2 separate regions of the Homo sapiens genome follow, and region 2 is linked to region 1. Evidence: chromatin loops called from intact Hi-C (ENCODE). Cell type or tissue: GM12878. All regions are shown on one strand.

What was found. Hi-C counts contacts between places; a loop is a spot of excess contacts. Peaks named below come from ENCODE experiments on the same cell type or tissue, not always from the same donor. Only the 100,000 strongest peaks of a DNase experiment are listed, where the experiment ranks them.
Region 2: a loop joins it to region 1, with 6 times the contacts of the local background. A loop is called at or near these places in 2 of 110 quality-filtered maps.

The regions. Positions count from the first base shown.
Region 1 is chr3:164,195,663-164,199,662 of GRCh38, reverse strand. LOC102724419 (a long non-coding RNA gene) reads left to right here and starts at 2,111. Exons shown (of 5, transcript XR_001740997.2): 1 at 2,111-3,044. In GM12878, no CTCF peak of the experiment used is centred here; no DNase peak of the experiment used is centred here.
Region 2 is chr3:165,184,331-165,188,330 of GRCh38, reverse strand. SLITRK3 (SLIT and NTRK like family member 3) reads left to right here. Exons shown (of 2, transcript NM_001318810.2): 2 at 1-1,611. The coding sequence ends at 434. Among named protein-coding and RNA genes, the nearest start is that of SLITRK3, 10 kb to the left of the region's middle. In GM12878, a CTCF peak has its summit at 2,430 (motif pointing right); a DNase peak (open chromatin) is centred at 2,449.

The sequences.
Region 1 (4,000 bases):
ACTGCCATGAGCCATGATTGTGCCACTATACTCCAGCATGAGCAACAAAGCAAGACCCTTTCTCAAAAAAAAAAAAAAAAAAAGGAAAGAAAGAAAAGAAAAAGAAAAACAAGCACATTTTATTTTCTTCTAGCCATTAACCAGACTATATTATAAGATCAAGTAACCATTTGTATAATATATAGTGGTTTATATGCACCCTCTACACACACACACACACACAGACACACACAAAACCCTATTAATGATTTACATAAAATCAAGGTGTATGTTTGTTCACCAATATTCAACACATAACTTCTTATTCACAATTGTATATAGTCACACACACATTTAGAAATTACACGCTGGCTTATAATTTGCTTTAAAAAGAACATATTACATTCATTGTTAAGAGTATTGGAAACATCACAGTAAAACATTTCAAGAGCTTTTGCAGACTTATTGAGAACACTTAGGCAAAGTGTTGATTCCAAAATGTCACACCCTGTAAAAACATTACTAAAGGCCTGTGAGCTTTATTTTAAACTGAAGCTCTTTAGTTTCATGAAATATTTCTATTATTCTGTCATGTTTTTTCTCTCACATAGTTATTATTTGAATTTGGCACAATTGGGGGAAAGATAGTTTTTACATGAAGGAGAATCCCCTATATAATATGGTTTATTGGAGATAATTAATTATTCTTTAGGGTCGATTCAGTTGTAGCATGTGTCAGAACAGTGAATCAAATAGTGATTTGACTGACAATACCACCTTTACAAACATTCGATTTATTTTTTTCTTAAAGTTACATGGCTTCCCCTCTGCTTTGTTGAAGCTGAGCTATTTGTCTTTATTGACATTAACTTCTAATTATATTTTTCAACTTTTATTTTGGTTTCAGAGGATGAATATGCATGTTTTTAACATTGATATGTTATGTAATGCGTAGGTTTGGAGTATGGATAATCCTGTCACTCAGTTAATGAGCACAGTACCCAATAGTTTTACAGTCTGTGCCCCCTTCTTTCTCACCCTCCTCCTCAGTACCTATTGTTTCCATCTCTATATCCCTGTATACTCAAGGTTTACCTCCCACTTGTAAGTGAGAACATGCAATATTTGTATTTCAACAGTATCTAAGCATTCTTTTCTTTGCCAGCATCTGTTACTTTTTGATTTTTTAACAATTCCCATTCTGACGTGAAATTGTATTTCATTCTGGTTTTCATTTGTGTTTCTCTGAAGATTAGTGATGATGAGCATTTTATCATATATGTTTGTTGGCCACTGGTAGGTCTTCTTTTGAGAAGTGTCTTTGCATGTTCTTTGCACACTTTTGAATAGGATTATTTGTTTTTTGCTTGTTGATTCGTTTGATTTCCTTATTAATTCTAGATACTTGGCCTTTGAAGGATGCACAGTTTGCAAATATTTTCTCCCATCTGCTACTTGTCGGTTTACTCTGTTGATCAGTTCTTTTGCTGTACAGAAGCTCTTTCATTTAATTAGGTCCCACTTCTAAATTTTTTTTTGTTACAATTGCTTTTGGGGACTTAGCCATAAATTCTTTGCTAAAGCTAATATCAAGAAGGGCATTTCCTAGGTTGTCTTCTAGGATTCTTATAGTTTGTGATCTTACATTTAAACTTTTAGTCCACCTGGAGTTAATTTTTGTACATGACAAAAGGTAGGGTTCCAGTTTCATTTTTCTGCCTATGGCTAGCTAGTCATCTCTACACCATTTATTAATTATGGTAGACTTTTCCCGTTGCTTGTTTTTGTTGACTCTGTCAAGGATCATATGATTGTAGGTGTGCAGGTTTATTTCTGGGCTCCCTATTATGTTCCATTAGCTTATATTTCTATTTTTGTACCATGTTATTTAGTTACTGTAGCCTTATAGTATAGTTTGAAGTTCAGTAATATGATGCCTCTAGCTTGGTTTTTTGCTTATAATGCTTTGGTTGTTCGGGCTATTTTTATGATTCCATATAAATTTTAGAATAGTTTTTTCCATATCTGTGAAAAAATGACATTGGTATTTTGATAGAAATAGCATTAAATCTGTAAATTGCTTTGGACAGTATGGCCATTTTAACAATACTGATTCTTCCGATCCATGAATGTGGACGTTTTTTTTTTTTCATTTATATGTATTGTCTGGATTTATTTCAGCATTTTTTGTAGTTTTCCTTGTAGAGATCTTCGACACCCTTGGTTAGGTGTCTTATTAGATATTTCCCTTTTTTATGGCTATTGTAAATGGGTTTGTGTTCTTGATTTAGCTCTCATTGAGGATATTATTGGTATATAGAAATGCTACTGGGTTTCATACATTGATTTTGTATCCTGTAAATTTACTGAAGTTATTTATCAGTTCGAGGAGCAGTTGGGCAAAGACTATGGGGTTTTCTAGGTATAGAATTATGTTAATAGTTAAGAGAGATATTTTCCCTTCTTCTTTTCCTATTTAGATGCCTTTTTATTCTCTCACCTCTGATTGTTCTGGCTAGGACATCCAGTACTATGTTGAATAGCAGTGGTGAGAGTAGGCATTCTTGTCCTTCCAGTTCTCAAGGGAAATGGTCTCAGCTTTTTCTTGTTCAGTATGATATTGGCTGTGGATTTGTCATCGATGGTTCTTATGATTTTGGACGTATGTTCCTTAGATACTCAGTCTGTTGGGGGTTTCTGTTATAAATGGATGTTGGATTTTATGGTGCTTTTTCTGCATCTATTGAGATGATCATGTGCTTTTTGTTTTTTATTCTGTTTATGTGATAAATCACATGTATTTATTTGAGTATGTTAAAACCCAACTTTTATATTCCAGGAATAAATCTTACTTGTTTTTGGTAAATTAACTTTGTGATATGTTATTAGATTCAGCTTGCTAGTATCTTCTTGAGGATTTTTACATCCATTTTCATCAAGTATACTGACTTGAAGTTTTCTTTTGTCATTGTGTCTCTGATAGATTGTGTATCAGGATGATGCTGACTTTGCAGAATAAGTTCGGAAGGAGCTCCTCATCATCAATTTTTTTGGAAATATTTTTGGTAAGATTGATACCACTTCTTTTCACATCCAGTAGAATTCTGCCATGAATCCATCTTGTTCAGGGATTTGTTGTTGTTGTTGTTTAATTAATGATTTGATATCGGAACTTTTTATTGGTCTTTTCAGGTTTCCACTTTCTTTCTGCTTCAATCTTGAGATGTTGTGTGTTTCCAGGAGTTGTTTTTCTGCAGATTTTCTAATTTTTGTGCATAGAGGTGTTCATAAGTCTTTGAGGATCTCTTATATTGCTGTGGGATGAGTTGTAATGTCACCTTTGTCATTTCTGATTGTACTTATTTGGATATTATCTTTTTTCCTTTGATAATCTAGCTGGAGTTCAATCAATCTTGTTTATTCTTTCAAATAACCAACTCTTGCCTTCATTGATATTTCAGTTGTTTGGATTTTTACATCTCAATTTCTTTTAGTTCTTCTTCTTTTTTTTTTTTTTTTGCGCTAACTTTGTGGTTATTTTGCTTGTTTTTTTATCCAGTTCCTCCTGGTATGATGTTAAATTGTTAATCTGAGATCTTTGTAACTTCTTGATAAAGGTATTTAGCATTATCAGCTTTCCACTTAACACTGCTTTACCCACATACCAGAGACTTGGAAAGTTGTGTCTCTATTTTTATTAATTTCTATTGTTTTTTTCATTTCTCCCTGAATTTTGTTTTTTACCCAAGTTATTCAGGAGCAAGTTGTCTAATTTCCTTTTTTTTTTAATAGATCTTCCTGGCATCACTTTCTATTTTTATTGCACTGTGGTCCACATTGTGCTTGGTATGATTTTGATTTTTTTAATTTATTGAGATTGGCTTTACGGTTGAGCATGTGGTCAATCTTAGACTATGTTCCATTATGAGGATGAGAAGAATGTATATTCTATGATTGTTGGGTGGAGTATTCTGTAGATGTTTATTAGGTCTAATTGATCATGTGTTGAGCTTAAGTATAG
Region 2 (4,000 bases), 990 kb before region 1:
ATCACCATCACCCTCACCACCCAGCAGTTGGTGGGGTTTCAGGAGTAGTTGGGGGAACTGGGGGAGACTTGGCAGGGTTCCGCCACCATGAGAAAAATGGTGGGGTGGTGCTGTTTCCTCCTGGGGGAGGCTGTGGTAGTGGCAGTATGCTACTAGATCGAGAGAGGCCACAGCCTGCCCCCTGCACAGTGGGATTTGTGGACTGTCTCTATGGAACAGTGCCCAAATTAAAGGAACTGCACGTGCACCCTCCTGGCATGCAATACCCAGACTTACAGCAGGATGCCAGGCTCAAAGAAACCCTTCTCTTCTCGGCTGGAAAGGGCTTCACAGACCACCAAACCCAAAAAAGTGATTACCTCGAGTTAAGGGCCAAACTTCAAACCAAGCCGGATTACCTCGAAGTCCTGGAGAAGACAACATACAGGTTCTAACAGAGAGAAGAAAATATATTAGTGCTTTTTTTTTTTCAAAAGAAAAGGAAAATAAAAGAAATATATCCCTTGCTCCCTTTACACTTGTCCCAGTAACTCCATCCTCACGATCTTTCCTACCCTGAACAAAACTAAAACCGCATGATAACTAGAGAATACAGATGTATGCTCTCCCCTCTCAGATGCGATTTGGAGGAAGGGCCATACTCAGATCATTAATCAATGAAAGTGCCTTCGCAGACTTTTGCCAGCAAATGTTATCATTATTTTTTTATACTGAAACTTGAGACTTTGACTGTGCCATGTATAAGATATACTGGGGATCATTGTATGGATCCTAATTAAGTAAAATTCAATGTGTCTTTTTATTTTCAGTAACTATTTTTTTTATAGTTGTAGTTTTGATTTAAAGGGGGGGAAACAAGTTGACATTTGTCATTTGTGGCTTTCTTTCTTATCATCATGGCACAGATTCTGTACATGTATTAACAATGCAGTTTGCTGCATGCCTGGAAACTGCAAGATGGGGAGGGAGGGGGCGGGTCTTGCTCGAATGTTCTCACTCACTATCTTGTCTCTCATACACATATCCATCTGCAGACCATGGTCCCTAAACCTGCAGTTTCTTCCTGCTGGTGCAGGTACACACACACACACACACACACACACACACACACACACACACTCCATACCATTTCCATTCAACTCAATCTGCTTAGTTCGGGTTTGATCCATTTTTCTCCTCTCCATAGTTCTACCACCCTTCACTGCTAGTGTACAGCTCACAGCATCTCTCCTACCACCCTGGGAAAAGTCACATTCTAGGCTGGATTCTACTGAAGTAGAGGCCTGGTGGTTTAACAGCCGAAGACACACGCCTAGGGATGAGCACCCTCTTTGTGACACTTCATCCTGATGCCAAGATTTTTTGGAGAACATCTGCACTTTCTTATATATATATATAATATTAAAAAAAGCAACTGGGTATATATCACTAACAGCTTTGTAGGAAGCACTTTTAATGTTTTCTCTCTCACACACAAAGATTCAAAAGAAATGTGCATATATTTATTCTGTAATTTCAGTGATTATAAATTGTAAAGGTAATGTTTAATCATTGTATAGTGATTATGCCTCTGGTATAGCTTTCCTAATAAAAAGTTTTTGAAAAACATAATACATTATATATAGAGGATACAAAGCTTGAACCTTAAACTCCAGCTATGCCATGCCTTTCGTGCTTCCATTTTAGAAATGATTTCTTTTACTTGTTACACAGAAAGTAATTTATTAACGGGTTTGATGCACTGTGATGTTGATAAATCTTATATCCCACCATCTCTAGTCCAAACCAGGATACAATTGAGACTTAAAATGTGACTTACGGTTTACTTTTTTTTCCTTGAATTATGAATTTCAGTCTTAGTAACCAGTGATGCACTGTTTCCCAGGCAAGATGCAAGGGGGAGAAAATAAAGTAACTAGATCGCTAAGAAGTACAGGATTAATTAGGAGAAGATAATCTAGGATCCATACATCTTAAGATAATAAATGAGATAAAGAAATTGGAAAGTAAAATTGCTATTGTTTTTAAAATATGTAGTCCAATTACATGCACACCCTCACACACCCACACGCTTCCACACACACCCACACAACCCAATAAATATCAAAGGCCGTGGAGCCAATTTAGATGGCCAGAATCCTGTGAAAGCTGTCACTTATATTTGGTTACCATTTTCCAACCACTTACAGCAACTGGCCCCAATAACGCTTGAACTAAGTCAGAGGATGCTGAATGAGTTTTTCGTCATATGACATTAAAATTATGTTGAAAAATTAACCTGACAACAAACCAAGTTTAGATCCATTTATATGTGAGCGAAACCAAAGAATATTGGATTTTTATGGTGCCGGTATCAAATTGGTGGAGGAAACTTAAGAAAACAGACCTATGAGGCAGGCACTTATCTAAGTAGGCCATTAGAGGGCAGCAGAGTTCCAGAGATCCACAGACCCAGGACCCGCAGAACTGTGCAGCGAGGTCAGTGCTCTCTGCTAGGGTTTCCTCAAAGTGCCCATAGCAGGAATTATCATTAGGTGTTGAATGTAATTCATCACAAGTCACTGAAGCCTTACATCACAATTTTTTCCACAAAAAGAGAATGAGTCTAGCAGCTTCTGAAGGTGTGTGACTACAATAGCACGAAGGCATTGTAGTAACAAAATGAAAAGCCCCATGAATGTCTACAAGAATATATTTATATTCCTCTTAATTAATTATATAGAAATATCAGCATAGGTATGCATAAAAATAAAAAAGACAAGTATATACATATAAAATTGCAGTTTTGGGGCTCTTGACATGTATCTATAACTTTTATGCTCAATTATTTGAATATAATTTGGAATTATTTTAAAAGGAAAAAGCCCATGAACATCATTCACTTTATCTGTCTGTGTAATATTGAAATGAAGCTCTTATGCAGAAGAGTCAGGCCAATTATTAGATAAGTGTCATTCTTCTTTTTTGTTTTATCTTCTTCTTTTCTTTCTTGTTTTCTTTTTTTACTTTCCCACAAATCACCTTTCTTCTGGTTATCCCACCTCCTTTATTCTTTCTAATCATCTGTCTCTTTTTTTTAAGGTACATAAAACCAATATTACACTTTAAGTGTTTTAAAACCCAAATTACAGAGTCTCTCTGAACTAGCAATTTATCATACTTCCATTCCTCCTAATCAAATGGTTTGGGGAATAATAGAAAGCATATGCATAGTAAAAACTTAAAAGTGCAAAGCTAGATGCTTCAGATAGTAGTCCTCATTTCCTTAATGACCACGCACATATTCATAACACAGCATTTTATACAAATCAGGCTAAAGTACAATCTCAAAAGACCCTGGTGCTTTCAACGTTTGAAAAATGAGTGCCCATAAACAATATCAAATCACAATATAACTTGATAATTATAATGTTTATATTTCACTTATTAAATACAGAAAGACTGTTTGGTCTTAAATATAGGTGGTACTTTCACCCTTGAATGAGAAATAAATTTATTTATTTAGCAAAAATAAATTTATATGAGAATGGAATTTTGTATTTAAGGGAATAGTTTTTTGCTTTTATGGAATTTTCCACCCCCTGGTTAGGACATTTATTTTTGCTGTGCATTCAAATTACCTAAGTTAGCTTCAGTTTATAATACTAGATCTGATTTCATTAAACACGATGGATATTCATGTAGGTACTATGATTATAATATGTTTTATGTTTTTGCTGTAGTAAAATATTTATTTTTAAGAAAAAGTTAGATTACTAATTCACTTCATTGTGAGGACTAACTTGACTAAAGCAGACCCAGTTCTGGCAGTTACTTGCTATTATTCATTGCTATTTTTATTACCAAGTATAGTAATAATATTTAGAAATAATAAAAATATTGTAATATCTCAAACTATAAGATGATTAGTGAGAAATAATTGGAAATGAACTATTAGTTTAATTCAATAAGTTTTAACATCATGTTATACATCATATGTGGTATTATTTATGTAGATGTT